Regions from separate parts of the Homo sapiens genome. Here region 1 is linked to region 2. The links are chromatin loops, found by intact Hi-C in ENCODE. Cell type or tissue: thyroid gland. All regions are shown on one strand. Links, peaks and the distances in the headings refer to the core of each region. The heading gives the core; the rest is flanking DNA. Region 1 overlaps CNTNAP2 (contactin associated protein 2). Region 2 overlaps CNTNAP2 (contactin associated protein 2).

Region 1 (16,626 bases), core at 7,117-12,116, 610 kb before region 2:
ATTCATAATCATAAAGCTATGAATAAATCTGTATGCTTGGAACTCTTATATAATCGTAAAAGAAAACAAACTTAAAAATTATATTCAAACTGAATAACAAAATTCATTCATTCCAAATGATCAACATTAATTTAATGTGACATGTAATATTTTGCTAAAGTAAAGTACCTATTCTCAATGTAAATGTGGTATTGGCTACTATCAAATGCAATATGTAATAGTGGGGCCTTACTTACCTACAAAGGCCATCTCTGTCATTTTTTCTTAAAGAACCTTAAAAAAAAAAAGTTGTAGCTTCTTACTAAAGAAATCTCCAATGCTAACACAATATAAGCGTGACTTAATTACAGGGTGATAATCTAGATCATGTGGACTTTTCAGCCCATTAAAAATTAAAATGAAAAATCTAACCATTTTCAAAGAAACGCACATCTTTTATCATATGCCTTCATATAACAAGGGTCCAGAAATCCATGTTATAAAGGTTTGTACTGATTCAGGTGTTTATATTTTGACTCTGAAAATGGATCTATGTAAAATGTGCTGACAAAAAGGGCTATTTTTAAGTTTTGTGCATTTTTCCTTATAGTACCTAAAAATGCATGTAGCACATGCTGGATGTTAACTAAAGATTCCTTGAATATATTATCTCTATTTATTTTATTTCTTCTGATGTGAATTTGAAAAAACATTTATTTACAGACCACTAAAAATCTCCCAGGAAGCTGAGTTAGTGGTGACTGTTTGATTCTAACCTTCTGAACAAATGTTTTCATGAACTCCATGAAGCTTTTTAATAAACTTACTCCTCACAGTGATGCAAGTCAAATTTAAGACAGAAGAAACTAAACGTTCATCGGTATAAGAAAATCTAAGTCAAGGTGGCCAAAAAATCAAGCAATCTTTTAAGAATGTTGAATCAAATGTGGTTGTTGGTGAATGAAAATTTCTTCTATTGCAGACAATTATTTGAAGGGTACATCTTTTTAATACTATTTCCAACTGTCTCCTAGAGTGATAGTAGCCCTGTTAAACAATTAGTAAAACAAACAACAACAAAAAACACATTAGGCCAAGTGCAGTGACTCACGCCTGTAATTCCAACTCTTTGGAAGGCCAAGGAGGAAGGATCACTTGAAGCCAGGAGTTCAAGACCAGTCTGGGAAACATAGTGAGACCCCCTTCTACAAAAAAATAAAAACTTAGCCCATGAGGTGGCACGCATCTATAGTCCCAACTACTCGGGAGGCTGAGGCAGGAGGATCGCTTGAGCCCAGGAGGTCAAGGCTGCAATGAGCTGTGATCATGCCACTGTACTCCAGCCTGGGAAACAGAGTGAGATTATATATATAAAAAAAAATCCCTCCTATCTTTGAAATTTTCATAGAGCCACCTGTAGTTTGGATGTTTCCCAGGGAACACAATAAAAACAAATTCAATAATCCTCAACTAAAAGGCCTGATATCATGTTTATGCCAGTTTTTTTTCCTGAGTATTTTAACTTTTTTTCTCTACTTAGTTTCATCAATTAAAGGCTTATTGTTAAGGGAGAAAAGCATTAGGACCCCTAGTAAGATGCTCCAGGGAGTGTGTTTTCAGCTCAATGTAAGAAAAAAATTTTTGAACCGTCAGTACTCTTTGAAACTCTGTTTATTCCAAGATAGTGAGGTGTCTCTTAATATAACAGCTTATACAGGGGCTGAATGATGCCAGCTTTGGGCTTAATGTTGTTTTTAGGTTATCTAGACAGTTCTGATTTTAGAATGTTCATAAGTTAGGTCTGAATTAATAAGCCAATAGGTTCTTATTTCAAAAGAATATATATATACACACATATATATACATATATCAAAAATGTGAGCTAAATTCCCATTTATCTTTAGTATTCTCCATATCTCTTTCATTTCCAGAGTAATGGTCCTTGGGAAGATAATAGCTAGCATAATGAGACCTGGTACTTACACAGCACTCAATAAGTACAAGACTCTCTAAATGTTCATTCCTCACAAAACTCTATGAGATACATTATAGTGCTATTCCCCTTCTACAGATAATGGAACTGGGACACTAAAGGTTAAGTGATGTGCTGATACTTCCAAAGCTCATAAACAGAAGAGTCATCCAGAGCCAAACTATTTTGGCTTCAAAGTCCAGGCACTTAGACAGTGACGCTATCCACTCACTAGTACCTTCTGGAGAAGCCACTAGGATAGTCTGAGAATATTACTGGACTACTAAACAAATTGAGATTCTTGAAAGCTGAATTGTGTTGTGTTTTTACCCCATCATCACAAACCTTTACATTTGTTCAGACCAGGAAAATAAATGTCAGATGCCAATGTAGTGACACTATCAACTCCCAGGTGTAATCAAGTAGAGACTGAGATCCCTACACCAAGTCAAAAACTTTTATTTCTTTGCATACTATGGACCATGGTGTCAGGAATAATCACAACCCAAAGAATCAGGGAATACAGAATTTTAGAGCTGGAAGCATTTTTAGGAATTGTTCATTCTTTCTTTGTTATTACAGAAATGAGGATACTGACTTCTACTGAGAGGATCGTATTTCAAGACCATGTGATGGCTTTATAACTGCTCTTTCTGACTCTACTGTTAACTCTCTCATGTCCAGGCTCATACCAGCCAAAGGAAATTCGTAATAAAATTTGATCCTCTCTATAATTGCTATTCCTGATTCCACTGTTAACTCTCTCATGTCTAGGCTGATACCAGACAAAGGAAATTAGTAATAAAATTTGATCATCTCATTCTGCTTCTTTACACTCCTTCAAATGTTCTGCATTACTTTGAGACTTAATCAAAGTCCTTCAGTTAAAGCATCAGTTCTTTGAAGACCTGGTCCCTGATTGTCTGCAGTCTCATCAGCTCCTACTTGCTCCTCTTGAAATCTGGACTCCAGTCACTCTGAGTGTCACTCCAGACCCCCCAGAACATCACACTCTTACCTCCATCCTTTACACATCTCTTTCCTTCTACTTTCACAGCACTTCCCCTGGACTCTTCTGTCTGCCTCCACTTCATTTTTCAGAATGCAGCTTAATACCTCCAAAGAAAGTCACCTCTAACCCAGAGGTCACATTTGTTCTGTTTAGTTATTCAAACTCCCAATTTAAACAAGTCTGCCTATATTGTTTCCTAACCTATGACAGATATAAAGAGTAAGTTATATTTCTGTGCATTAGGATACAAGAAGAGCAATTAGAATTTGCACAATGCAACATGACATCTCCAGTAACAATATATTGCAAGGATTCACTACTTATAAAAAGGGAAACAAGGAGGGCAGATCACAAGGTCAGGAGATCGAGAGCATCCTGGCCAACATGGTGAAACTCCATCTCTACTAAAAATGTAAAAATAAGCTGGGCATGGTGGCACGTGCCTGTAATCCCAGCTACTTGGCAGGCTGAGGCAAAAGAATCGCTTGAACCGGGGAGTTGGAGGTCGCAATGAGCCGAGATGGTGCCACTGCAATCCAGCCTGGTGACAGAGCAAGACTCTGTCTCAAAAAAAAAAGAAACAAGTTAATGAAACAAAATTTTCTGAGATCATTTGGTAAAGGTGTCAGATTGGTGCAGCGTAATCCAGTGATTGATGTAGGTAATTTTGAAACCTGAGTCAGCAAGAAATAGCAATTATATTTAATGTAATATGATGAAGGAGGCAGAAAACTGCAATAACTTAGAATGATTTCCACTAAAGATACTTAAAATAAAATGAGTTTTAGTGCTTATAGCAAGGAAAACTCCATTTATGTTTAACATCTACTTCTTTTAAAAATGTATACGATATAGGGGGAAGATGGTAACAGTTAGAACACCCAAATTCTGGTCTGGTAATTGACACTAAATTAGTGAGTGACTTTGAGTGAGTAAGCCATATGATATCTTTGACTCTTAGTATAATGCAGTGGCTAGGAACAGGGGCTATAGGCTCAAATCTCATTCTATTCCATTACTTTCAAGCTCCATAGCCTTCTGTTACTTTAATTGCTCTAAGCCTCACTTTCCTCCTTTGAAAATGGAAAGAATAATACCTTCCTCATAGGATTACTGTGACAAACAGAAGGCACAACACTTACAAAACACTCAGCATAGAATATGACACATAGGAAGAGCTCAAACAGCTGTTGTTGTTGTTGTCGTAATATAAGTAGTTACAGTGAGGGAGATAGATCACATGCTCTCCGAGGTCTTCTCAAATTCTAAAATTCTGTGGTTCTATGAACAACTCGCTCCCAAATGATGTCAGATAAATGAGATCTCACTGTATACTGGGCAATAAAATCAATGTGGTCAATTTTAAATCGTACCCTGTAAGGTAAGGTTGAGCAGGTCATGAATTATTCAAAACTTTGGTTACACTCAATATATTTCTATTTGATCATGGAATGCATAGAACTATTTAAAAGAGCATTTTTAACCTTCTCATATTATGTTTAATGATTAAAATGAGTTTGATCTTTCCGTGTTCACTAAGGGAAAAGAAATGGAGCAATGCTGGATAGTTTATATATGTGCCCCACTTAATCATTAGCGATTTAGGTGAAATCATCGAGCAACTTTTTGGGTAATAAAAAATGCAAGCAGGATATACAGTTTTGGCCCAGATAACAGACATGCCTATAAATGAGAGCCAGTGGCACATCATCTCCTTATGAAGCTTTTTCAGAATTTCAGGTAGTTCAGGTCCATATGTGCTTTGAAATTCTAAGGGTGAGAAGATGACTATCACGTGTTTTTCCAATTATATCTTAATTTTCAAAATAGGCTTATTGCAGCATTGATGTCTAATTAGAGTTGCCGGACACAGTGGCTACAGTCCAATGCTATAATAATCTAATTAACTAAACTCTCCACTTATCATGTAAGTGCCTCCTCACCTACCACACACTTCACCATTTAAAGTGATATCCTTTTCCTTTCTTCTTTTTTAAATGAAGAATTTGTTCAGGGAGACATTTGGATTGTTCAGTGGTAAAAAAAAAAAAGCTCCAAAAAAAAAGCAAATAAGAAAGTAAGAGTTTGTACTGGACAGCAGAAGTGACATCACCTGGGCAGGCAGAGCACCTGTTGAAATCCAAGACTTCATTTACGGACTAGCTGTGTGACTTTGGCAAATTACTAAATCTCCCTGAGACTTAGCATCTTTATTTGCAAGCTGGGAATAATCGGAGGAAGTTAACTGAGAAGCTATTGGGACTTAAGCTTCAGGGCCTTTTATTTGTGTAGGGCATATATGTTCACATAGTCATATGCTTATGTTAAGTTTACAATGTTAAGATACCTTAACTGTGACTAGCTAAGAGCTCTGTCTCTTTCAGTATGACTTTCTTCCATCACATGGTGAAGATCTTTGGAGAAACCTTGAACAGGTTTGGTGTCATGCTAAGGGAAAGTTGAGATCCATAAATTTGTGTTTAGTGACAATATTTATGTGCTCTGAAGTTATTTCTCTATATTGTCACATATTGCTAGGCATCTAGTGTAGGAATAATTTTCAAGTGCACTCCCAGTGCCCATGTTCAGACCTACATATGTATTTGTATTTAAATATTTCAATCTTTTCTTAAAGAGAGATTCCAAAATGACATTAAATTCAAGCTCCAGAAAACCTAGATTTTCCTTTGGGGATAATGATATGCTGAGACCAGCTCAGCTGGGGAGACCCTAACCCAGCAGTGCTAGAGGAATTAAAGACACACACACAGAAATATAGAGGTGTGAAGTGGGAAATCAGGGGTCTCACAGCCTTCAGAGCTGAGAGCCCCGAACAGGGATTTACCCACATATTTATTAACAGCAAACCAGTCATTAGCATTGTTTCTATAGATATTAAATTAACTAAAAGTATCCCTCATGGGAAACAAAGGGATGGGTTGAATTAAAGGAATAGGATGGGCTAGTTAACTGCAGCAGGAACTTATCCTTAAGGCACAGATAGCTCATGCTATTGTTTGTGACTTAAGAATGCCTTTAAGCGGTTTTCTGCCCTGGGCGGGCTAAGTGTTCCTTGCCTTCATTCTGGTAAACCCACAACCTTCCAGCATGGGTGTTAGGGCCATTATGAACATGTTACAGTGCTGCAGAGATTTTATTTATGGCCAGTTTTGGGGCCAGTTTATGGCCAGATTTTGAGGGGCCTGCTCCCAAAAATGACACCTACCTTATACTATTTCTATGAAGATTAATGTGAAAGTTTTTTCCTACTTTCCTTTGTTTGTTCTGTTTTGCATTCTCATTCTTATTCTGAACAACTCTATAATAAGGACATGAAGATTATCTAATTCAGAGTTTTTATGTTTTATTCCCAAGCACTTCTACCCCCTCAAATAAAACCATAGGCGTGATCTTGATGCATGTAATAAGCCAGTAATTGACAGAATTTATATGAAGCTTAACCCTCACTGTTTGGGTATATCCATCTCTCATTTCTGTAAATCTCCAAAGAACCATGGCGAGCCTCAGGATTCCATACGCTCCATTTGAAAACCCATGATTTAACTCAATTCCCTCTTTTTATAATGGAAACTAATTTCAGAGAGGCTAAGTAACCTCTTGTCTTCCCATTCTATGTTCAATTCACCATATCTTTTCTGTAGGTTTATGATAGCAAACAATTGTTATTATTTATTAGTTTTAAACACAAAGCTACCTGTTTTAAACAAAACAATTTATAAATATTCTTCATGTCATGGAATATTTATTCTAGAGGGATTAAATCTTTAAATATAAGTGTTTCCAAACTGGAAGAAAATACAGAAGACTACATGTACAAATGAGGCTTTGAGGTAACCTATTACCAAAGCCATCAGAGATCTGTAAAAATCTGAAACTTTTGTGTGTAAATGTACAACATATAATGTTGTTCTCCACATACTAAATTGGCAAATTATGTTTGCAACAGTTATGGCACATACAAACTGCTCTTAGAAATATAAATTATGCAAAGAATGATGACTCAGAAGCCCACAGAAGAGCACATTTCAATGGCCCCAGACTTCCAAAAAAAAATTTCAGGCTCCTGGTAATGAGAGAAATGCAAATTAAGTAGCAATGAAGCTCTCACTTCACATCCATCAGAGTGGCAAAAAATTAAAAGTGATAATAACTACTGTTGGTGGGGATGAGTTAAAAGGGTACTTTCATTTATTTCTGGCAAAAATGAAAATTGTTATAGGCTTTCAGAAAACAATTTTGAAATATCTATTCCAATAAAAAAAAAATGCAAGTCCTCTTTCCAGGGCCACAGCATGACTTTCATGGGCCCTAGAAACTTGTGCCTGTGTTGTCTTCTTTCTCTATTAATATTATATATATATGTGATAAGATTTGGCTGTGTGCCCACCCAAATCTCATCTTGAATTGTAACTCCCATAATTCCCATGTGTTGTGGGAGGGACCTGGTGGGAGACAATTGAATCATGGGGGCAGTTCCCCCATACTGTTCTCGTGGTAGTGAATAAGTCTCACGAGATCTGATGGTTTTATAAGGGGTGTCCGGTTTTGCTTGGCTCTCATTCTCTCTTGCCTGCCACCATGTAAGATGTCTCTTTGCTCTTCCTTTATCTTTCCCCATGATTGTGAGCCTCCCTAGCCATGTGGAACTGTGAGTCCATTAAACCTCTTTCCTTTATAAATTACTCAGTCTCGAGTTTGTCTTTATTAGCAGCATGAGAATGAACTGATAATACACACACACACATACACGTACTCATAGACATATATATGTATGTATACATATACAGACAGAAAATATATTTTATGATTGTGTTGGTGTAAAGAGGAATATAAGTCAAACTGAATTTATTATTACTGGATTTACTTTTTCTTAAATTTTTAAGATAAAAATATTCCCTGAATCCCTAACATCTTGTGGGCCCTGGGCACGATGCCTTTTGTGCTCAACAATACAAGCCCTAACTCCTCACTCAGAAATTTGTCTACTGAAACCAGAACTTTAGTGATGTTTACTTTCAGCATTTTGGTAGTAGCAAAAACTAGACACAAAGTGAAAACCTTCAGTGGGCAATAATTGAGTAAATTTGGTTAGTATGATACCATTTTAGAAAAAAAATGTAAGCCAACACAACTGTGTGTATGTGAGTTGTCTGTGTTAGTTATCTATTGCAATCTAACAAGCCTCCCTAAAAATTAAGTGCTTAAAACAACAATCACTTTATTTACCCATGATTCGAATAGGTTATCAGTCTGAGATAGGCTCTTCTGAATAATTCTTTGCTAGTCTTCCATAGGGTAATTCATGCAGCTGTAGTCAAATGACAGCTTGCCTGGGGCTGGGCAGTCTGTGATGTCCATGTCCTTCCACACAAGTCTGATGGTTAGTCTGTTCCTCAGCTGGGCCATATGCTGCCAGCAAGCCAGCCCAGCTTTCTTCACATAGGTTTGAAAAGCAACTTTTAAAACCTAAGGTTGCATCACTGATATGATTTGACTGTGTCCCCACCCAAATCTCACCTTAAATTGTAGCTCCCATAATTCCCACGTGTTGTAGAGGGACCCAGTGGGAAATAATTGAATCATGGGAGACAATTTCCCCTATACTATTCTCGTGGTAGTGAATAAGTCTCCAAGATCTGATGGTTTTATAAGGGGTTTCCCCTTTCACTTGGGTCTCATTCTCTCTTGCCTGCCGCCATGTAAGATGTGACTTTCACCTTCCGCCATGATTGTGAAGCCTCCCCAGCCATGTGGAACAGTGAGTCAATTAAACCTCCTTCTTTTATAAATTACCCAGTCTCAGGTATATCTTTATTAACATCATGAGAACAGACTAATCAAATCACATTTGCTAATGTCTCTTTAATCAAAACAAGCCATATGATCAGACCCAGAATCATGGTGGGAGGGCCCTGACAAGAGCACAGATGAGAGGAGGTATGATTCATTAAAGAACACTACTGTAAAATTCTGTCAATGTGTGCAATTGCATATTTATGTACACATTATCATGTTGGTATGGTAAAGATCAGCAGGAAAAAAAGAAAATGGAACTATTAATAATTTTATTCAGATAGAGTGAAGTTACTTACTGTTTAATAACAGTTTATATTACTTATATATTAATTCATTAAAAGCTGTTTATCAAGTGCCTACTCTATGCTAGATGAGTGCTGAGTATAGAACAATCTTCTGGAAAAGTGAACATCAAGGGACATGCCCACAACTAAGACCGTTTACTTAGTTATTGTAACACCATCTTTTGAGGATTAAAAAAAGTAGATATGTACTTGTGCATCATAATTTCTTAGCCTAGGACAAATGCTTTATTACAGTTAAATACTCAATATGATTTGTGTGACCCCTTGGAGCTTGGGTGAAGCCAGTGTACAGGGAAAGGAGAAAAGCCAATACAACAGTGCATTGTCAAGTTGACTGTGGTCAGTTGAGTCAGGTTTTCAGTCCCAGGGCAGCTCCCTGAGGAAACCTCTGAAACACATCGCAGATCTTTCTGCCCAGGAGTACACATGGATGAAACTGATTCTCATCCCCTTTGTTCGAGTGACTCCAAGGGCATTGACTTTACCAGATTTTTGGCATATGCATGCATGAGGCCACATCAATTTCTGAGACTAACCCTGCTCTGCAGTATCAATGAAACCCTCAGGGCAAGAAGCAAGAGGAACAGGGCAGATGCTGTATCTGTGATTAGCTAATCAAAACCTAGGAGACATTGGTTACCACAGCAGTGGCTGCAGTAAGAGGTGGGGCCAAAAGGATATAAATTAGTATACAAGAAGTGTCTGATACAGCCCACCCCTTGCAGAACTGAGACTTGCTCATGTCTTCTCTCAAGTCTAATCTGTCATAAAGTCATCTTCAATCTCTGCAAAGTTTCAATACAAAAGATTGGCAGAATAAGTGATAATCCCTGTATTACAGCTGAATCCAAGGCAATAATTGATATTATTTATCCTTTCCTTCAACTCATCCTAAGCCAGTATTTCAGCTGGTTGCTTGACTGATGCAGTGACCCAGACTTTCATCTCCTGGAGATCTAGGTCCTTAGTTACCTTGCTCTTCACCAGCCACTAATGCTGCGGTTGCTTAATCACCATTAACACTGAGCACAGAAGCAGCAACAGGTATTACATTCAATCCCCTGGGCTCCAGACATTCTTCTCCCTGCCTGCTAGGGGGCAGCAGCGCTGTCTCCTCAGCTCATTCAGATAAGCTACCTTTGCCAGAACAGTAGTAACTCCTTTCTTTGCTTGATGGTCCACTGGCATGAGGAGCTTTGTTTTTGTTTTTATTTTTGTTTTTTTGTTTTGTCTTTATTTCTTCTAAACACACACACACACACACACAACAACAACGGGATACATGTGCAGAACATGCAGGTTTGTTACATAGGTCTACGTGTGCCATGGTGGTTTGCTGTACCTATTGACCTATCCTCTAAGTTCCCTCCCTGCACCCCACACACCCCAACAGGCCCTGGTGTGTGTTGTTCCCCTCTCCGTGTCCATGTGTTCTCAATATTCAACTCTCACTTATGAGTGAGAACATGCGGTGTTGGGTTTTCTTTTCCTGTGTTAGTTTGCTAAGGATGATGGCTTCCAGCTTCATCTATGTCCCTGAAAAGGACATAATCTCATTCCTTTTTATGGCTGTGTAGTATTCCATGGTGTATAGTGCCACATTTTCTTTATCCAGTCTATCACTGATGGGCATTTTGGTTGGTTCTATGTCTTTGCTATTGTAAATAGTGCTGCAGTAAACATGTGTGCATGTGTCTTTATAATAGAATGATTTATAATACTTTGGGTATGTACCCAGTAATGGGACTGCTGAGTCAAATGGTGTTTCTGGTTCTAGATCCTTGAGGAATTGCCACACTGTCTTCCACAAGGGTTGAACTAATTTTCATTCCTACCAACAGTGTGAAAGTGTTCCTATTTCTCCACAGCCTCACCAGCATCTATTGTTTTCTGACTTTTTAATAATCGCCATTCTGACTGGTGTGAGATGGTGTCTCATTGTGGTTTAGATTTGCATTTCTCTGACGATCAGTGAATTTGAGCTTTTTTTCATATGTTTGTTGGGAGCCTAAATGTCTTCTTTTGAAAAGTGTCTGTTCATATTATTTGCCCACTTTTTGATGGGGTTGTTTGATTTTTTCTTATAAATATGTTTAAGTTCCTTGTAAATTCTGGATATTAGACCTTTGTCAGATGGGTAGATTCCAAAAATTTTCTCCCATTCTGTAGGTTGCCTGTTCACTCTGATGATAGTTCCTTTTGCTGTGCAGACGCTCTTCAGTTTAATTAGATCCCATTTGTCAACTTTGGCTTTTGTTGCAATTGCTTTTGACATTTTTGTCATGAAGTCTCTGCCCATGCCTATGTCCTGAATGGTATTGCATAGGTTTTCTTCTAGGGTTTTTATGATTTTGGGTTTTAAATTTAAGTCTTTAGTCCATCTTGAGATAATTCTGTATAAGGTGTAAGGAAGGGGTCCAGTTTCAGTTTTCTGCATATGGCTAGCCAATTTTCCCAGGACCATTTACTGAATAGGAGATCGTTTCCCCATTGCTTGTTTTTGTCGCATTTGTCAAAGAGCAGATGCTTGTAGATGTATGGTGTTATTTCTGAGGTCTCTGTTCTGTTCCATTGGTCTATATGTCTGTTTCGGTACCAGTACATGCTCTTTTGGTTACTGTAGCCTTGTAGTATAGTTTGAAGTCAGATAGCATGATGCCTCCACCTTTGTTCTTTTTACTTAGGATTGTCTTGGCTATTTGGGGTCTTCTTTGATTCCATATGAAATTTTAAACATTTATAATTCTGTGAAGAATGTCAATGGTAGTTTGATGGGAATAGTATTGAATCTATAAATTACTTTGGGCAGTATGGCCATTTTCATGATAATGATTCTTCCTCTCCGTGAGGATGAAATGTTTTTCCATTTGTTGATGTCCTGTCTTATTTTCTTGAGCAATGGTTTGTAGTTCTCCTTGAAGAGGTCCTTCACGTCCCTTGTAAGTTGTATTCCTAGGTTTTTATTCTCTTTGTAGTAATTGTGAGTGGGAGTTCATTCATGATTTGGCTCTCTGCTTACCTATTGTTGGTGTAAAGGAATTCTTGTGATTTTTGCACATTGATTTTGTATCCTGAGATTTTGCTGAAGTTGCTTATCAGTTCAAGATGTTTTGGGGCTGAGATGATGGGGTTTTCTAAATATAAAATCATGTCATCTGCAAACAGAGACAACTGGACTTCTAACCTGCGGAGCTTTAAGTGACCAGGTCACAGCCATTCTTTGAAGTAAAGGGGAACCCATATACTTGACAGATATGGTAAGACCAATGCCTCCCATGGCAAATCCTGCTGAGGTCTATAAAAAGTAGTCACCACAGCAGTTCTGGTATAAGGGATGAGTCAAGGGATTTGAAGCAGTGGGCTCGATGTGTCTGATATAGTAATATGTAATCTACATAGAGGAGTTAATTATCCACACCATGTCTTCTTTTCTTCCCCCATTTCTTATCACATACACCCTGGAATCAGAGCTATTTATTTAAATAACACACGCATTATATTTGAATTATTTGGTTGCACATGCTGTATAAAGCAATACATTATTTTTATTAGAATGTCAATGATCATATAATTGTTTGATAAAAATTTTTCTTTTATGGAAATTTTCTCTGAGGGGGGAATATCACAATTTTCATAGAAGGATTTAGAAGTTGCACTATATAATGAGAAATGAGTACTGCAGATCCTTAGCAAATATGACTTTATTCTTCCACTTTTAACAACATAAATGCCTTGGAAAAAATCACTCAATTTGATCATGATTGAAATTCCCGGTGGAAAAATATATTTGGGATTTGTTAATTATTTTTCAGTGGGGTTCTCTTTTTTGAGAGAGCTGAGTGATATGGTTTGACTGTGTCCCCACCCAAATCTCACCTTAAATTGTAATAATCCCCATATGTCAAGGGCAGGGCCAGGTGGAAATGATTGAATCATGGGGTGGTTTCCACCATGCTGTTCTTGTGGTAGTGAATAAGTCTCATGAGATCTGATTGTTTTATAAATAGGAGTTCCCCTGCACAATCTCTCTTGCCTGCCACCATGTAAGATATGCCTTTGCTCTTCCTTCATCTTCCACCATGATTGTGAGGCCTCCCCAGCTATGTGGAACTGGGAGTCCATTAAACTATTTCCTTTATAAATTACCCAGTCTCATATGTCTTTATTAGCAGCATGAGAATGGACTAAATACACTGAGCATGAGTGGAAGAAAGTCTCAAACTGAAGTGAAGAAAAAGGGAAGGGGCTGATGTGGGGAGAGGAGCAGTCCCTCAGCAGCAATGTCAAGTTCATTTGCTTTGCCTCTGGCCACTGAGGAAAGACAATGCCAGGCAACTGTAGAGCTGGGCCAGCACCTTCTGAAACGATCTTGTTCCCCAAATAACCACAACAGATATTATATAGCAGGTAAACTAACAAGTAAAGGCAGAAGTGAAAAAAATTGTTCTGTGAAAATATATGTACTATATGTACATATAGATATAGTATATACGTTTGTGTGTGTACTTAAACCACAATGCTGTAAGAAATCATAAATTTATCTGAAAATACTGGGTAAGGAGATAGTATCCATAAAAAATACTATTCCCATAGAATTTAAATATTCAGTGAGCTTTCACTGACTAACTTGCATACACCAGGCACTGTGCTATCAGGTATGGATGTAGCAAAAATTATGATATGGTTCTTATGTGCATTAAGGTAAACATTATCCAGAAATATGTAGGCTTTCTTGTTTTCTTAAATTAGAAGACAAACAGTATAGGTTTCTCCTGTTAGCTCAGGTATATCATTATCAGGTTCAACTATTCTAGCAGGTGGTAATAAATTGTTTTTCTTCTCATGCTGTCTGCTGTAAATAGGATCAATAAAGTCAGAATAAAGATCACAAAAACTTTCATTACAGTGCGAATAGTTTAATGCAGCAGTTTCTATGTGCCTAGATTTTGGCAGATGCTTTAAGATTCTGGAATATTTGAAAATATTATTACTTCTCTGGTCCTTGATTGTGTAAGGAATGCTGAAGTTATTGACTCCTTAATCTCTACTGAAGGGGCTTACTTTGAAGACTAGCAATTTCATTATTTGATTCTGATTCTGAGATGACTTTAACAGAATCTCAAGCAATGTAAGCCACATTTAGCAATCATAGCAATAGTCTGATATTTTTGAAACCTGTCCTATTATAAAACAAGCCTACATTTATATAATCCTCATATCTCAAAAGAAGTTGGAGAAAGCCACTGCCTGGGAAGTTCCTTATCCTGAACCTAAATCAGATGCTAATATCTTGTTGCTGCATTGGTTTTAACAGTAGACTCTCAAGGATGCTAATATCTTGTTGCTGTTTCGGTTTGAAAAAAGACTCTCAACTTGTATTCATCGATGGGTGTTCTCTATTTCTTAACAGGATTATCTATATTTGAATCTTCTTTTAACTCTGACTGAAGAGCTCTGAAATCACCAATAATGTCTTCATTACTACATCAATACTTAAATAATGGACAAGAAATTATAAAGGCTTAGCAAAGACATTCAGATTATTATGGCCTTTTGAAATATGCACCATAAACTATTAACTTAGAGTGCTTGGCCAAAGTAAAACTTGAATATCCCATCAAATTCCTCATTTTTATGAGAAAATTTATACTCAGAAAATTTAAGTGGCAAATAATCCAAGTCATATGGACTGTAAGTTACAGAACCAAGTCACAAAAAGGAGTTCTGATTCTTGATCTAAAAGTCTTCCCACTGTGTCCTTCTATGGCCTTCAGTTTTGGGCGGTGTATTTTGTTTGTTTTTTATTTGAGTTATATGCGAGTTTAAACACAATTCTTTCTGCTATGGGAAACGGCCTGTTTCATTTTCAAATTTTGAAGCTCACATTTTTTAATGGTTTATTTTTTCATTAAATTTAAAAGGCTTTATTTAACAATTAAAAATCAGTCCTATTGCCTCATTCATTGAATTCCATAAATTACAGTAAAACATTTTAAAGCTGTAAATTAGTATACAAACGTAGCTATCTTTTTATTATTTGAATCATAGAATGACTTTAAATGACTAAAGTTTGCATTTAGAATTAACACTTTTTAATTTAAAAATCTGATTTTTCATTTAACTGTGATTTGTTTAGCTAAAAACAAATGGAGAATTTGAATTTCTTTACTCCATTTTACTTTCCTCAACACACACACACACACACACACACACACACACACACAGAGATATAAATAAGAAAAATCTACACTTCCAAGAGTCATTTCCTTAGTGAATCACATCCCTCACTTTTCTCCACACTGTCCTTCAACAATGAGAATAAAATACGCCTTCTTCCTCCATAATATCAGTAGAAACAATTCAGCACAATGTTTAAACAAGTGTTAGGACCCTGTAGCCAGAATTCCTGTGTTCAAATCCTGGCTCTGCCTTTTTCTAGGTGAGCAATCCTAGACAAGTTAACTATTAAATAATTGCTTTGAGCAGATGGCAGTGACAGAGCCCTTGAAGAATAGCTCTCTCTCCAGGCCAGCAGAAGAAAAATGACAGTGCAAGACACAGGATAGGACAGTCAAGAGGCAAAAAGAAATACAAGCTAAGGGCACAGAAATGAAGAGAAGAATGTTTCCATGAGGAGTCAGCCAACAATGACAATGTCTACTAAACTCCTAGAGAATGAGAACGTAGTGAAAGCCCAGGGTAGGTATCAGTGACATTCTTGAAGGTGAGACAGCAGTGATAACATTCTGACTTGAGGGGCTAAGGTGTAAGTGGTGAAGAAGCAGGAGTTCCCCTAGATTGGACAGGGAAACGGGACTAGCATGTAGCACGTGTCTACCTGCCCTTGAATCTAAGATCGCAGAGACCAGTGCAGATGAATAGAGAAGATGCAGCCAATGGAAAAAAGAGAGGAGGTAAATGGAGAAAACCATTAAATGATCTCAGGACAAGCATGGAATCACATGGTTCTGGGGAGGAAGTGTAAGGAAAGTCCTTCTCTTGTCTTCCTTGCAACCTCCTATTCATCCTATAAGACTTAGCATAAAACCACTTCACAAATAAAGTATTTCCAAACTGTCCTAAATCAACTTATCCAGTTTATTTTTCTAAAGTCTCTGAGTACTTTGTTTTATAATCTTTTATAACATCTAACAAATTATATATATTATTTAGTTAACATGCCTGCCCCATGTATTACATAGCAAATTCCCCAGAGCTAGGATTTATGACTTTTTTACTTTTTTCTTCCTAGGGCAAGGTATAGTGTTAGATACTACTACCACATTAGTAGGTGTTCCTAAAATAATTAGCAATAAGAAAGGGGCTGAGGTGGTGGTTTGCGCCTGTAATCCCAGCACTTTGGGAGGGCCAAGGTCAGGTGTAAGAGACCAGTCTGGCCAACATGGTGAAACCCTGTCTCTACTAAAAGCACAAAAATTAGCCAGGCATGCTGGCGCGTGCCTGTAATCCCAGCTACCAAGGCAGGAGAATCGCTTGAACCCGGGAGGTGGAGGTTTCAGTGAGCCGAGATCGCGTCATTG
Region 2 (16,626 bases), core at 6,184-11,183:
GGAAGCTGACATTGAGTGGCTGAGAAAAAAGAGCCCTTTCCTTGGCTCTCACAGTGGGTCTTTCAGATCCTTCCTGAGGAAGCAACGGAAGGGGTGTGGAATGTGCTGACTTCATAAATATTTCTCCAGCAGAGCCTGAATGGAGGCTGTTTGGGAAGAAAGTTGCTCGTGGGGTCCTTTGGCCTTGAGTCCCTCTTACTGTATCCCATTAGGGTGAGAGGCTCTGAGCTACGGCATCGTCCTGGCAACTTTCTTCCCTTCTCCAGAATAAAATATTGATGTTAAGGTGACGGTGAAGAAATAGGGGATCTATTGGGACAAGCAAAAAGTATAGATATTTTCTAGCGACTTCTGGCACTCAGAGTTTTTCCAAGTAGTGACAGTTTGAAGACCTGGACACGAATTCATCATAGCAGTAGGAGAATCACAGAGGAAATTAGAACAGCATTTATCCCTACGAGTCAAACCTTAGGGTTAAACTCAATTTATCCCTAAATTCTATTTCCTTGATGGCAGTTGATGCCTTTAAAATGAAACAATCTTTCCTACTTAGCCCAGGAACCCTCGTTCTCTTGCTGTTCTGACAACTTACATTTAAAAAATGCTCCTGCTAAAATACAGTGTTATGAGAACAGAACAGATTTAATCTGAAACCAAGGCTACTTTTTCCTCATCTGCTGTATCAGAACTACAGAGAAAGATCACACAGCCTGTGGGTCATATTATCATCTTCCTGCATTCTGATCATACTTCCATGGAAACCTTGATGGAGGTCACTGGCCTGCAAGTTCAATCCAGTCCCAATGACCCCTGGAGGCAGGGGCTTCTAATTTAGATGAGATATTTTTCTGAAGTGTGTGTCCAATGACCACAGGTGTTGAAATGAAAGTTCTCTCGCTAACGACATGAAGGATCAAAATTCCTTGGTACAATTAGGTTGATTAAATTGAGCTCTGTGTCTAATATCCCTGTAGCTCAATAAAGTTAATGCAGCTTTCCAAGGGGCCCAACACAGAGGCAGGGAACAGTCTAGGTCCTGAGAGAATCTGGCCCACCATGGTTTCTAAATTAGAAGTTTGATTGCTTGTGACATCGTCTTAAAATGGTACCAGCCAAAAGAAGCTGAATTTTCCATTAGCCCAGGAAAAAAAAATGACAGATATTTAATTAAACTGCTTAGAGATTAGGTGGAAAGCTTATTGATGGACAGAGGGGCTGAATATCTTTATAAGCAAAGTTAGGCACTGGTGTGCCACATCTTTAATGTTGAGAAGAATTCACCCAGCCTAAGGGAGCTGAAGACGTGTGTGCTGCTTCAGCCTGAGGCTGCCTCTCCTGTCAATCACAAGAAAAAATATACATTTAAAAAGCTTGTTTATAAAGCACTAGGTGGTCACTGAGGAACTTAACATAAAATATAAAATGTGAAATTAGAAAGCTACTTATAGCTAAAGTTAATAAAGCAACCACCCAATCCATTTGCCAATTGTTGAGAGGTGACTAATTGCAGAGGAAGGTTGATTTGGAGGTGATCTCTAAAAAAAAGAATTTGTGGTCAGTGCTAGAGGGTAGGTTATGAGAAGGAGCCTACAACCCAGATGGGGAATAACCAAGGTTTGCAACAGACGATGTACGACAGGGATTATTCTCCAGAAATGTTGTGCTACCTTTCAGGTAGGCACAGGTGGTCATAAAATGTAGGTCACCCTCATTACACCAACAATAGGTCACCCTCATTACACCAACAATAGGTTACCCTCATTACACCAACAATAGGTCACCGTCATTACACCAACAATAGGTTACCCTCATTACACCAACAATTCAAGGGTCCCCAACTTTCAAAAGAGTATAAAGATCAATGAAATCAAGTTTCATAAATTCCCCCAAAGCAGTAGCTCTCAACTCTAGCTATGTGTTAACATTTCCTGGGGAGTTTTTTTAAAATACCAGTGCCAACTCTTGACCAACTGAGTCCAAATCTCTGGACACAGGTGTTTCAAGAGATCTCCAGGTGACTATGAATCACTTCCCAAGGAGCTACTTACTGAAAAGGTAAATTGTATGTGGAATTAGAAGATATCAGGCTCTGAAATCTGACAAACCTTGGTTCAGTTCGTGACTCCACTAACTTACTGAATCTAAGACACTCAACATGCGCTAACTTCTCCAGACTTCAGTCTCCTTATCTGGAGAGGGTCAATGATGGTCACATCTTGGAAGGCTTCTAAAATTAAATAAGGAAATAAATATATACCTGACACATAGACCCCCCAAAACACCCTTGGTTATTAATGGTTAATGATTGACATTTTATCCTTCTTCCATTGATTTTGCCATCGACCTTTGTAGGACGTGACAGGCTTAGATGATTTTTCCTCTCCCTGCTTTGTTTGTCGTCTAGAATTTACTGCTATTTGGTATCTGGGAGAAAAATACTCATGTTTTTCATGCTTTCTGCTCCTCCAGCTGCCACAGAAGTGTCCTTTTCATTTGATGTGGGAAATGGGCCAGTAGAGATTGTAGTGAGGTCACCAACCCCTCTCAACGATGACCAGTGGCACCGGGTCACTGCAGAGAGGAATGTCAAGCAGGCCAGCCTACAGGTGGACCGGCTACCGCAGCAGATCCGCAAGGCCCCAACAGAAGGCCACACCCGCCTGGAGCTCTACAGCCAGTTATTTGTGGGTAAGTAATGGAAAGGTAACCATGGCTTCCCTCTGTTGATTTTTAAGAGCCTGCACAATACAAAAAAAAAAAAAAATCAGCCTATGCAAGGTTTGATATAGAGATCCTTCCAAAAGTAAAGGTGTTGGCCTCTTGTAGTCTCCTTCAAGACAGAATGGAATAAGGAAGAAGTTTCAGGAGACCTAGATCTCGTTCCACTTCCACTCTTGGGAGCTCACTGTCCTCAGCTATAAAATCAGAGTGCAGGCTGAGACATCTCTCAGGTCTCTCTAATATCTGCAATTTTAGGTTTATGGTTTTAGAAGTGTATAAAGTTATTTGATCATTTGGGGCACTTGTAACTGTGTGGAAGGAAAGGAAGGAAGGAAGGAAGGAAGGGAGAGAGGGAGGGAGGGAGGGAGGAAATGGGCTAAGTTCAGATTTTTTTGAAATGATAAATATAAAGCCATTCCTTTCTTGCCTATTCTCAAGGTTCTAGGCAGAGAAAGATTTAGACTTTTCCTGACATAGGAAAAAAGATCAGTACAAAAAAGAAATTTAAACAGATCAAAAAGTTAAACTACCTATGCAAGAAGTGGATCCAGACACCCAGTCTAATCTTTTTCACCTGTCTTTCTGCTACTGACATATTTCAGATGAACCTAAAATTACTTCAAATTCATACCTGCTTCCCATGGCTAGTTGAATTTTAAATTTTGTTTTTGAGAATATTCATATGTTAGGAAATTAGCAACTTTTCCTCTGTTGAATGAAATAAAGAAGTGAGTTTGAAGGACTTTGTGGATGCATCATCTTAGACCCCTCTCTAGGGGGTCAATTGATCAGTGCAGTCAACTGTGGAAGTCTCAGACAAAGCAAGATAAGAATGTGACTTGGTTGCTGTTCATATTCATAACACCTGCCACTTGGGCTCCACCCTACGTTACAGCCTCACTGAGAGCCAGTTAATTTTAACAAGGGGCAGAGTCCCCACAGTGTCTTTCATAGTTGTGTTGGGAAGCTTGAAGAGCGGTAGAATGTCATTAAAGGAAAGGTAAAATTAGATCTCCATTCATTTTGTGTGATGTCGGCCAACTACAAAACAAAGGTGTGGGTCAATGAGCTTTGAAAGTGAGACTGACTTTTAACAACCACATCAGCTGGGGCTATAAAAGAGTTATAGATTTAGAAATAAAGTATTTCCTAATTACAACTGGAAATCAGCCCTTTCCAAATCCTTCCCTCAAGTTATAGATCACAAAATTACACATTATTTTTTAATTAGCTAAATATCAGGTCCATTGATCCCTGCTGAGCACAGTGAAGAAATTTCACTTCATCAACATGTGTGGCCCAGATTAGCTAGGACAAGTTTCTTCCTAAATACTGTTAATTCTGAACATGCTGGGTAGATTCTATCTGGTTTTCATCATAACAGGTGACCCTACTTGACTCAACTTCTCGTTTTTTTGACCCTGCCCCTGGATATAGAAGTCCAACTTTAGTTTTGTTCCTTTCTGTTGGCTAACTGTGGCTGTGTGTAAGAATTTTGAAGACCTAGTAAGGTTGTAAAATGAAGAGATGGAAGAGTATTTATTATGGTCTTGGAAGGAACATCAATTCACTTAAAGAAGGTGACCCAATAATAACTTAAGAAAAGAGCAAGGGCCTGAGATCAGAATTCTACAGAACCATGGAATATAAGGGATAAACAGAAAAAGAATATCTCAGGAAGAATGAAGAGGAATAGAAATAAGGAAAATTAGGAGAGAGTAATGTCACAAGAGGAGGAGGATTTGATTAAAAAGGTAATGGCAAATAATATCAAGCACCATGAGTAAAATAAGGCTAGAAATGTGCGTGTGTGTGTGTTTTGAGATGGAGTCTCATCCTGTGGCCAGGCTGGAGTGCAATGGTGTGTTCTCAACTCACGACTCACTGCAACCTCCACCTCCTGGGTTCAGGTGATTCTCCTGCCTCAGCCTCCTGAGCAGCTGGGACTACAGGTGCATGCCAGTATGCCCAGCAAATTTTTGTATTTTTAGTAGAGAAGGGGTTTCACCATGTTGGCCAGGCTGGTCTCAAACTCCTGACCTCAGGTGATCCACCCACCTCAGCCTCCCAAAATGCTGGGATTACAGGCATGAGCCACCACTCCTGGCCTGTGTTGTTTTAATTTAGCAATTGTAAAACCATTGATGACCGCAGAAACAGAAATTTCAGAACAGGAGGCTGACGTGATGAGTCAGCAATTTCTTTTGACTAGAAAATAGTCTCTAGTCCCAGTTTCTAATTCCTGTCACCTTAAAGGGAGGCACAAGGCACATCTCTCAGATATGAGCTACTTTAGCCAATTTGTGAAATATTGTTCGGCAATAGAAGTCTACCTCAGGTGAAGTGAGAGGGGTTGTTACAAAAAAAAAAAAAAAAAAAAAAAAAAAAGGACGGCCACGGTGGCTCACGCCTATAATCCCAGCAATTTGGGAGGCCGAGGCAGGCGGATCATGAGTTCAGGAGTTCAAGACCATCCTGGCCAACATAGTGAAACCCTGTCTCTATTTAAAAATACAAAAATTAGGGCTGGGCGCAGTGGCTCACGCCCGTAATCCCAGCACTTTGGGAGGCTGAGGCAGGCGGATCACGAGGTCAGGAGATCCTGACCATCCTGGCTAACACGGTGAAACCCCATCTCTACTAAAAATACAAAAAATTAGCCAGGCATGGTGGTGGGTGCCTGTAGTCCCAGCTACTCAGGAGGCTGAGGCAGGAGAATGGTGTGAACCCGGGAGGCAGAGCTTGCAGTGAGCCGAGATCGCGCCACTGTACTCCAGCGTGGGAGATAGAGTGAGACTCTGTCTCAGAAAAAAAAAACAAGACTCTAAAACTAACACCTAGTTCAACAGCTATGAATTTCTGGAGCCACTTATCTCCAAACTATTCAGTTAGAATTTAGGGACTTAGGTGTTAGTCTCAGTTCACCTCTAATATAAAAGCATTTTCTTGACCAACTATTACCATCTTCCCTCTCTGAGTATCTTCTATTTCTATGTTTTGTTTGTTTGTTTGTTTGTTTTACATGGAGTCTTGTTCTGTTGCCCAGGCTGGAGTACAGTGGCATGATCGTGGCTTACTGCAGCCTCAACCTCCCAGGCTCAAGGGATCCTCCCACCTCAGTCCCCAAGTCGCTGGGACTATAGGCTCATGCCACCATGCCTGGCATGAGGTCTCCCTATGTTGCCCAGGCTGATCTCAAACTCCTGGGATCAAGTGATCCTTCCACCTCAGCCTCCCAAAGGGCCGGAATTACAGGCATGAGCCACCATGCCTGGCCTCTTCCAATATTAGACATTTTTTATTACATGCTTGGTAATGATTGAACAATACCAGGGTTGCCAAGTGGTCAGTCTTCTCACAATGGTGTGTGGTTAACAATATGGTCTTTGACTACCACCTCTGCCTCTTGCCAATTGAGAAACCACTGACAAATTGCTTAATATTTCTGTGTTAATTAGGAATACAGCTCCTACACCACAGTATTAAATGAGATATTCCATGCTAAGCACTCAGGAGAGTGCCTCGCCTAGGGCCCATAATTATTATCATTATTATTAATAATAGTAGTAGTAGTAGTATTTGAGACAGGGTCTTTCTCTGTCATCCAGGCTGGAGTAAAGTGGCGTGATCTCAGCTCACTGCAACCTCTGCCTCCCAGGTTCAAGTGATTCTCCTCTCTCGGCCTCCTGTGTAGCTGGGATTACAGGCATGTGCCACCGTGACTGGCTAATTTTGTACAGAAAGGGTTTCACCATGTTGGCCAGGCTGGTCTCAGACCCCTGACCTCAAGTGATCTGCCCGCCTCAGCCTCTCAAAGTGCTGGGATTACAGGCATGAGCCACTATGCCCAGCAGGTCCATTCTCATTAAATGTGAGTTTCTTTTTCCTTTACTATCCTTTACCTTTTATTCCCTTTATTTTCTTCTTCCTCCATGTAATAGTTACCCTTCTCTTAAAGAAGCCTCTTTCAATGGGCTCATTACTTCTTTCTTGAAATATTGACTTGAAATGTGATCACTTCCACTCACCAACCCTACAGGAAAGCTCACATGCAGAGATGTCCCTCAATATTCAGAATTATTCTGCTAGTCCTCAGCTTACCTGCAGAGGCCACAGAGCAGCAAACTAAGGCCCAAGGATTTTTTCACAGTCAGCCAAGAAATCAGAAGTTCATCTGAAAACATCACACCAGCATCCCTGCAACAGCTAAGATATGTGACAGAATGGCCCAAGAGCTCCACCTAGGTTCCGGAAGGAAGGGCTTTCATACAAATTAAAGCTGAAACAGACTGCAAATAGTTCTTGGCTTTGCACACAGAGCTCTACAGAAGGCCACCTTCCACCCACTAACCTGTGTTAATGTAATTGCCTGAAGGGTTTTTCTTGCCCGCTACACAGGTAAACCAAATTCACTGAGACAATGTTATTGCAGTAAATAAAGCGTTTAATTAACACAAGGACAGCCAAGCAGAAGGACTGGAGTTATTACTCAAATCAGCCTCTCTGAGGACTCAGAGGCTAGGGTTTTTAAGGACAATTTGGTGGGCAGGGGGCTAGGGAATGGGTGTTGCTGATTGGTTGGAGATGGAATCATAGGGGTGTGGAAAATTGTCCTCATGTGCTGAGTCTGCCTCAGGGTGACAGCCACAGAACTGGTTGAGTTCTGCGTCCCAAGTCTGGATGGAGGCAGGTGGTTTCCAGAATGCAAAAATCTGAAAAAAAAATCTCAAAAGACCAATCTTAAGTTCTACAATAGTGATGTTATCTATAAAAGCAACTGAGGAAGCCACAAATCTTGTGACCTCCGGCCACATGACTCCTGAGCATTAAGGGATTCTAGAAACTACACCTACATTTTAACAGAGTTCAGGCCTCTCCCATAATTCTAATCTCATGGCCTTTCATTGGTTTTACAAAGGCAGTTTCAATCTTCCAGCCAGGAGGGAACCAGTTTTAAGGAGGGACAATTATCATCCTTGCTTTAAAGCTAAACTCTAGCTGGGCACGGCGGCTCACGCCTGTAATCCCAGCACTTTGGGAGGCCGAGATGGGGGGATCACGAAGTCAGGAGATCGAGACCATCCTGGCTAGCACGGTGAAACCCCGTCTCTACTAAAAATACAAAAAAATTAGCCAGGTGTAGTGGCAGGCGCCTGTAGTCCCAGCTACTCGGGAGGCTGAGGCAGAAGAATGGCATGAACCCGGGAGGCGGAGCTTGCAGTGAGCCGAGATCGCGCCACTGCACTCCAGCCTGGGTGACTGAGCAAGACTCCGTCTCAAAAAAAAAAAAAAAAAAAAAAAAAAAGCTAAACTCTAAACCAAATACCTCCCATGGTTAGTTTAGCCTGACCTATGCCCAGGAAGGAGCAGGGACAGCCAGGCTGTGAGGCTAGAAGCAGGACGGAGTCAGCCATGCTAGACTTTTCTTGCTGTGTGATCTTTGCAAAGGTGGTGTCATTAGCGAGGCCAGGCTCACATGTCCTTTTGCAAAGTAACCGAAAAAAAAAAAAACAGAGAAGACACAGTTCACCTCACTGCACATCTAAAATATAATTAGAAGCTGTCATCCCAAAAGGGTTAACACAGGTCTTTTGGAAGTTGTAAGAATCCAGAGATTATTCTGGTTTAATCAAAAAGTAACAAATACATTTAAAAACTAAGAGACACAGAAAGAAAAAAAGCACTTGCTGGTATTTGTCTGAAAAGTGCAGGAAACTTTTCCCATTTTTTGATCCAAAATGAGTGTCCAGCATATGACGAGCTCCCTGGATGGCCCAGCAGAAGCACTTAAGCCACATGTTGATCTGAAGCCTCAGCCAGCCCAGGTGTTCGGACCTGGGCTGTCCGTGGGCCAGATTTTTCTTAGGCGGTGGAGAAAGCAAACAAGCTCATGGTCATTGTCTAAGCATGAACAATGCCAGGCTGGATTGAGCAAAGCCAGCTTTGGCAGAGACATACAAGGAGTTTGGAGCCCTGACAGCTGATAGCAGCGGCAGGAGTGGGAGAAGGCAAGATATCTGCTGGGCCCCCAGCCTGGGAGGCTGGCTGCCAGCCCAGGGCATGGCCAGGAGCTGGCAAGCAAACACCACTGCGGGGAGCCAAGCAGGCTGTTCAGGTCAGGGAGCTAGGACAGGGTTAGCATGCAGCAAGCTAGACACTAGCCAGAGCATGCAACTGCTCTTGGCAGTCATTAAGGGAGGAGATCAGAGTTACAAGATCTGGAGGCCATTTCAGACAGCTTCAGGAAGAAGTCAAGCTCCTAAGTGGCTCCTTGACAGAGGCTAGGTCATCTTAACTCATGACAAATGTCCGTGCTCAATTTACTTGGCTCTGGCCTCTTCTGATATCTCTCTAGAGGTTAAAGGGAACCATCTCTTTTGTGCAGTCCAAAAAGGAGTTGAAAAATCACCCTCAGTGCTTCAAGCTCTTTTGCGTTGGGCAGAAAGCCTGACTGAGACTCAGTGGAAGGCACGCTGTCTTCAGGAGGACTCAGAGACTACCTGAGAGTGGGGAAGCCCGCAGCCTCTTCTTCCTCTGACAGTTTGTCTATCAGGAGACTTTTTTCTCCTGGGTGGCAACCTGAGTTTATGGAAGAGTTGAGGTTTATTAAATGGACGTATAAGCAACTACAGACTGAAATGTTATAACCATTCTCTGAGTCCAACCTCCCCAAATTCTAAAATACAGCTTGTTTGGTCAGCTGCTTCTCATACTCTCTGTATTCCAAAATTGCAAATGGATCATTCCAGTGCCATCTGAAATGCAGTATCATTGAGAGACCAAAGAGAAAATCGCATTTGTGTGTGAAGGAGAAAAATAGAATTCTAATAATGAAATTCACCCAAATCTATGTATGAATAAAATGGCTGTTTCTCATATCTAAGAAATTGATAATAAAAGATGTACAACTCAGGCCGGGCATGGTGGCTCACGCCTGTAATTTCAGCACTTTGGAATGCTAAGGCGGGCAGATCATCTGAGGTCAGGAGTTCGAGACCAGTCTGACCAACATGGTGAATTTCTGTCTTTACTAAAGATACAAAAATTACTCAGGCATGCTGGTGGGTGCCTGTAATCCCAGCTACTTGGGAAGCTGAGGCAGGAGAATAGCTTGAACCCAGTGGGCAGAGGTCACAGTGAGCCAAGATTGTGCCACTACACTCCAGCCTGGGTGACAGAGTGAGACCACATCTCAAAAAAAAAAAAAATGTACATCTCAAATTGCAGGAATTATAACCTAGAGAATGTGTGCCTGCCCCTGTTTCCTGCAAACCTGCCTCAAAAGCAACCACGTGAATGCTGACTGAGACACCCCGGTGAACCCCAGGGCCAAGTGCTTCCCATGCTTCCCCTCAATGAGTCCACACGAGTCTATAACATAGATAACATTGCTAATTCTTGTTTTATTCTCACATTAAAGATTAGTTGACTTACCGAAGGTCGTGCATTTAGGAAGAGACAGAGATGGGATTTGGTTCCAGACAGTCTGACTCCAAAGACTCAGCGCTTTAATCATTCCTCTTGTCAAAGCAAAAATTGCACTGGGCAAAGTTGAACAGGCAAGGAAGATCTTCATTCAGGGCTGTTGCGACAGGGTAGAGAAGCCAGAATGCAGTCGAGCTCGCCTCCACTTCAGCTAAGGGCAGGAGAATTTTGTTTCTTTATTTTGATTTTTTGGTTTTTTTTATTTCACTAAAATACAATGGGAAAGTTTTTACAAGCTGGGATAGGAGGGATCATAGGGTGTCTGTGTTTGCTGATTGGCTCTACCCAAAGGAAAAGTAAACTTTCACAACTTGGAGTTAGGCTCCCACCCTCCCGTGGAGGGGAGACAGGGTGCTATTTTCCTTGACAATTACCATTTCAAAGAGATGACTCCCAAGTTTTTGAAAAAGCCATTCCTGGGTTGTAAAACTGGCAAACAGCTTTTTAAAAAATTTATATCTCAAAAGGGCAGAGAAAGAATTAACAATAACAAATTTTCTAAAGTAAGTGCTCTTAAAAAGTGAGGTCAGGGGTCTAGGGTGGAATGGAGGGGTCCTATGTAAAGTTTAGTCAAGCTGAAGGCAAAGTTCAGGCCCTCTTGGTCAGTCTATACCAGCGTCCCCTGACTGAGATGACCCTGTGGCCCAGAGGGTATGTGGAAAGGTGCGGTGACACTGGGTGCTCCCACAGCTTCCCACAACGTGCAGGAGAATCCATCCCAAGGAAGATTTGCAGGCCCCACGTGCAATACCGGCCCCTTGTGGAGCACTCTCCCAGTTATGGAGTCTATGGGAGAGACTGAAGTTGACAGGCAGTGGTGAGGCTGGACATCAGGCAGCCCTGGCTGGTATTATGCAGATTATAAAGTCGCCATGGCAAAGATCTAGGCCTGCAGAGGGCCACTGTCAAACGCAAAGGGTTTGGTTTAACGAGAAGTTAATGCAAAAGCACTCTTCTCAGGGAATGAGACTTCTTACTTGACAGTCTCTATGACATGGAAATAATGTTTTGTTTTTGTTTTGTTTTGTTTTGAGTTCCTTTGGTAAAGCTTTTATAAAGTCGTCAAAGTCAGCATGGATCTCTAAGTCTCAGACACATTCTTCGGGGCTTTGCAGACTCTCTCAGCAGCATGTCTCCTGCGCTCTTTCCTGAAATACTTTCTTCCCACAGATTCCACAGCCGTGTGCTGTCCTGCTTATTTTTCCTACCAAGCTGGCCATCACTTAGTCTCTCCTGCATTCCCTCCTTCCTCCGCTTGACCACTAAGCATTGCAGTGTCACAGAGCCTTCCTGTCTTCTCATCCGAATATTGTCTTGGATGATCTCATTCAGCCCACCATCCAATGGCTTCTGATAATAATTTGTGCCAATGTCTCTCAAATTTAAATCTCCAGGCCTCTCTTCTCTCAGGAACTCTAGATCCACTTATCCTACTTTCTACTTTGTGTTTCAACTTAGATATTAAATGGGCATCTTAGAATAAACATGATGGGAAACAACTCTTGATGCCTCCTGGAAATTTGTTCCTCCAAAAGCCCTCCCCATCTCAGTAGGTGGCATCACCATCTAATCCACCCATCCACCCTAAATTTGGAGTTACCCTTGATTTCCTTCTTCCCTTTCTTTCTTCTCTTTCCCTCATCACTTCCTATCCAATAGTAAGCCCTGTGAGTCTACCTCCAGACTGTCCCTCAAATGCAGCTGAGGCAGGAGAATAGGGTCTGGAGGCAGGGAAGATAGGCAGATTCATGCTGACTTCTTGGAACTAAATCAAATGGGAACGCTTCAGCAATGACAGGAAGGTGAACGGCTGTGTAGCTTCACTTCATCCTCTCCATTTACTTATGCCACACACTGAGTAACATCCTTGCCATTTACATAGGGTGCATACTGAGTAAATGACTTTGTCACTTGACTTCGTCTTCTTCATTTACATAGGGCATATACCAAGTAACCAATGGGAAACCTCTAGAGGGTGTTGAAACCCCAGAAAATTATTATTATTCAGAAATAAATGAATACGTTTATTTATGTGTCCTCCCCCTAGAACGTAAGCTACATACAGCATAGACGGAGGATAGGGTCCAATAACAACTGGTCAATGGTTACCCAATAAATATTTGCTGAGCAAACATCTGGATGAATAAATAAGTGATTGTGATTTTTCTGGGTTAATATCCATATTCAAAATTAGATCATCTCCTTTCCAAAGCAAGAAGGGTTTTTCCTTATAAACTTTCTCCAGAATTCTTTTCTCAAAATGTGATGATATTTACCATCTTGGGAAATATCTTTTTACTGGGAACCACAGACTGAAATCAAGCATGACAGAAGCAGAAGCAGCAAAAAAAAAAAAAAAGTCACAGAGAAAGTCAGCATATTATGGAAGACAGCATTTCAAATCAGTCTAGAGCCTGAGCATAGTTTTCAGTCTTCCTGATATCAAATTGGGGTCTTGCCTGTTTGGCGGTAGCTGTGATGCTGGCTGCAATCCTAATGCAGAGTTTCTACCCCAACCTTTGTAACTAGTTCTTGGTTCTCTCTGGGATAGAAATAGGGAGTGATGTCGTAATTAGAAACCATTGCCATACATTAAAGAGTAAATTAATTTGCTGGACAAAATCTAGCAAAAAAAATTACTACATTGAAATCAATCGACCATATGCAAAGCAAAAATGCAAATAAAATATAGAAGCTCCTCCAAGAAATGCCTTCTCCTTCACAGTTGTTCACTACAAGGGTTACCAGCCCTCTATTCTTTTCTGAACCTGCTGGGCCACCACGCTCAGTCGGCTGCTATCTTCTCAATAGAACCATCTCCACCTACGACCCCCACAAAGGGCAAAGGATAGCCCCTTCCCACTTACAGTTGCCATGTATGTTTTCTGCCCTTTGCCCTTTAGGGATCAAAACTAATTGACTTTTGCAATTCCAGCTACCTTTCAGTCAGAGCATTACCATAGGAAGTGAGTGATGATAGGTACAATGTTTGCGCTTTTTTTTTTTTTTTTTTTGAGACAGAGTCTCCCTCTGTTACCAGGCTGAAGTGCAGTGGCACAATCTCGGCTCACTGCAACCTCCGCCTCCCGGGTTCAAGCAATTCTCCTGCCTTGGCCTCCCAGGTAGCTGGGACTACAGGCACACGTCACCACACCCAGCTAATTTTTGTATTTTTAGTAGAGATAGGATTTCACCATGTTGGCCAGGATGGCCTCGATCTCTCGAGCTCATGATCCGCTGGCCTCAGCTTCCCAAGGTGCTAGGATTAGAGGCATGAGCCACCAAGCCTGGACAATTTTTGCTTTTTTTAAAATGTGCTCCCAAATAATCAAATCAACAGTGTACTTTTAATGTCTTTTGAGCTCCCAACTAACTAAAAGATAATCTGTTAACTATATTATATGGGTAGAAACTTTACGGTGAACATTCTGAACCTAAGAAACTAAAGGTTCACCTTCTCATGTGTCACAAGACCAAATGCTTCAGGAACTCTGGTCTTTCTTCCAACATCCTCATGGCAATTGGAATGGTCTGATGCAGAGAAGACATTTTAATGTAACGGTACCACTTTTGCAATCAATATGGAAAAATGTTTTTCAACAAATAAATAATTTCTTATACAGATTTTTTATCTTTCCGATAAGGACTGAACTAAACTTCATGATAATAAATGGCAACTGTCCCACAGAAAAAGATTGTAATAAAATAAATTAGTATCAATGACACAAATATTGAAGAAGGGATAGATCCTCGCAGCCCCATAGTTCCTCCCACAGTACACTATGAGCGTGAGAAAAAAGAGGCCCACTTTTAGTATTCCGCATTCAGATAAACAGGGTCGTTTCCCATCAGACGCTTCCCTCTCATGTTTTTATCTCACAGTTTGGTTTCTGCTCCTTCGTGTTTTCAAGGCCCCCTGATGTGCAGGATATTGCGTGGGTCTCTCTTCCTTTCATGGTCCTATTGTCACATCCTGACAATGTTCCTCTTTCATTTTAATTTCATTTTATTACGTTTTTTCTTCACCATTGCCAGCTTCACCCTCTCGCCATCGCCGACACCCACTGAAACGTATTTTATGGATGGTCTTCTAGTCCCACCCTCTATATATTTGTTCAAAGTATACATATCATTGTGGAAATTCGTGTTGTCTCTTGTGTGCCATGCTTTATATGGGTGGCATTGTACTACAGATCCCATTCTGTTTCTTACTCTCTTCCCTCTGCCTTACATTGTTAAGATCTATTTGAGTAGTTCTCTGAATACTATGTGCATAGTGCTCCATTATGTGTATTTACCACGCATCATTTATTCTATCCCCTAATGATGAATACCTAGGTTTTCTGCAACTCTGCCACCACGAATAACCCTCCAGGGAATATATTTATGTGCATTCTCTGCCACCTGTGTGAGGACGTCTTGTGTGTGTGTGTGCCTCTGTGTGTCCCCAGAATTACTGAGTCATAGAGTATGTGTGTACCTAATTTCACTAAGCACTGCTTGACCTATCAGTTTCTGAGTATAAATTTTAAACTTTATTTACTGAATTTCTATCAATAGTTCTATCAGTGGTAGCTTCGGGTAATTGAAGTCTATTTTGCTAGTTAGATGTGTTCATGATCTTCTTGATTTATTGTTCCTTGTACCAGTATATAATTTCCATCTTTGTTCCTTATGACATTTTTTTTTAAATCTCACAGTTTTGTCTCTGCTCTTAAAACTACCACACTGCTGGGCGCGGTGGCTCACGCCTGTAATCCCAGCACTTTGGAAGGCTGAGGTAGGCAAATCTCTTGTGCCCAGGAGTTCAGGACCAGCCCGGGCAACATGGTGAAACCCCATCTCTACCAAAAAATACAAAAATTGGCTGGATGTGGTGGCACACACCTGTAATATCAGCTACTTGGGAAGCTGAGGTGAGAGGATCGCCTGAGCCCAGGAGGTCTAGGCTGCAGTGAGCCGTAATTGTGTCACTGCATTCCAGCCTGGGTAACAGAGTAAGACCCTGTCTCAAAAGAAAGAGAAAATGACTACACTAGCCAGGCATAATGATGTGCGCCTATAGTCTCAGCTACCCTGGAGCTGAGGCAGAAGGATGGCTTGAACCCAGGAGGTCATAGCTGCAGTGAGCCGTGATCACACTACTGTACTACAGCCTGGGGACAGAGCGAGACCCTAACTCTAAAAAAAAAAAAAAGAAAAAAGATAATAAATGAACAAACTACTATGCTAGCCTTCTTGTTGTTGCTAATATTCCTGTTATAACCTGGTATTTTTTGTACAGGTGTTTGTATCCTTTTGTTTAAATGTTCCTCTTAGATTTCATATTGCTGAACCTTTTAAAAATCCATTTGGACCAATTACTCCTATAATTTTGACTTGGCAGTGAAAATAAAGATGCAATATTTTTTCCATCTATGTTCTCAAGACTTGTGACTCCTGTACATGGATCGGAAGGATCCCTGGGGCTGGGGGTCTCTGGTTCAGATCCACAGCTATTGATGAAGGTGTTGTTTTTTGGTTTTGGTGGTGGTTGTTGTTGTTTTTCTTACCTACCCTGTTTAAACACTTCATGAGTGCCTTCCATTTGAACTCTAATATTGTTTGTTCTGGAAATACCAGATATTTCTTCAGATAGTTTCTTGCCTGTGTTTATTCTTTTCTTATGAAGCTACTATTGTGCAGATGTTGACACTTCTACCCTCCGTAATTCTTGACTTTTGTTTTATTCTTCTAATCTCTTTATTCATTCCTATTGTCTTCATGGAAGGTTTCTTGACCCAATATCCCAACCCACGAAAATGTTCATCAGCTTTATCCGTTCTGCCATTCAGCCCCTCCAAGGATATCTTTATTTTGACAGTTATAGATTTTTCACTTCAATATCTCCAACTAATTCTTATTCTTATAGTTTGTCATTGTCCTGTGTCTCCAATATCAGGAAGGTGGGATTCTGCTAATTTTGCTGCCGCTTCATGTCGGCACCATAACGCAGGTGTCTTTTATGCAAATCCTACAGTTTTCTGCTGTCATTGGTTCTGTGTCTTCAGCGCTGCTTCTTGCCCTTATTTCGCAGTGCTTGCTGTCCTCAGAGGTCCTGTCATTTCGCCTTCTGAGTTCAAGCATATTCCCTTGAGATTTCCAAATGCCACCTTTGTTATTGTCTTCCTACAATGAAAAACAAAAGTTCAGGGCCTGCATTGAGCTCCTCCTGGAAAGTTGAGGGGGCAAAGAAAAACTCCTGCCTCAGGACAAACCTCTGGCATTGTCATCCCTCTCAACCCTTTCTTGTTTCCAGTCCATGTCCCTCACCCACCTCCCATACACACACACAACTTCAGAGTACCTCACTCCCACCTAGACAGGGGACAGCCATCTTCCACTGTCATTGATTCTTAAACCAGTGGTGTATCTATACCA

What was found. Peaks named below come from ENCODE experiments on the same cell type or tissue, not always from the same donor. Only the 100,000 strongest peaks of a DNase experiment are listed, where the experiment ranks them.
Region 1: it touches region 2 in a loop (4-fold over the local background); 4 of 110 quality-filtered maps call a loop at or near these places.

What each region holds. Positions count from the first base shown.
Region 1 is chr7:147,537,300-147,553,925 of GRCh38, forward strand. All of the region lies in intron 11 of CNTNAP2 (contactin associated protein 2), which reads left to right. Among named protein-coding and RNA genes, the nearest start is that of MIR548F4, 170 kb to the left of the region's middle. In thyroid gland, for the core only: a CTCF peak has its summit at 10,174; a DNase peak (open chromatin) is centred at 10,172.
Region 2 is chr7:148,145,022-148,161,647 of GRCh38, forward strand. CNTNAP2 (contactin associated protein 2) reads left to right here. Exons shown (of 24, transcript NM_014141.6): 17 at 2,470-2,688. Among named protein-coding and RNA genes, the nearest start is that of C7orf33, 440 kb to the right of the region's middle. In thyroid gland, for the core only: no CTCF peak of the experiment used is centred there; a DNase peak (open chromatin) is centred at 8,760.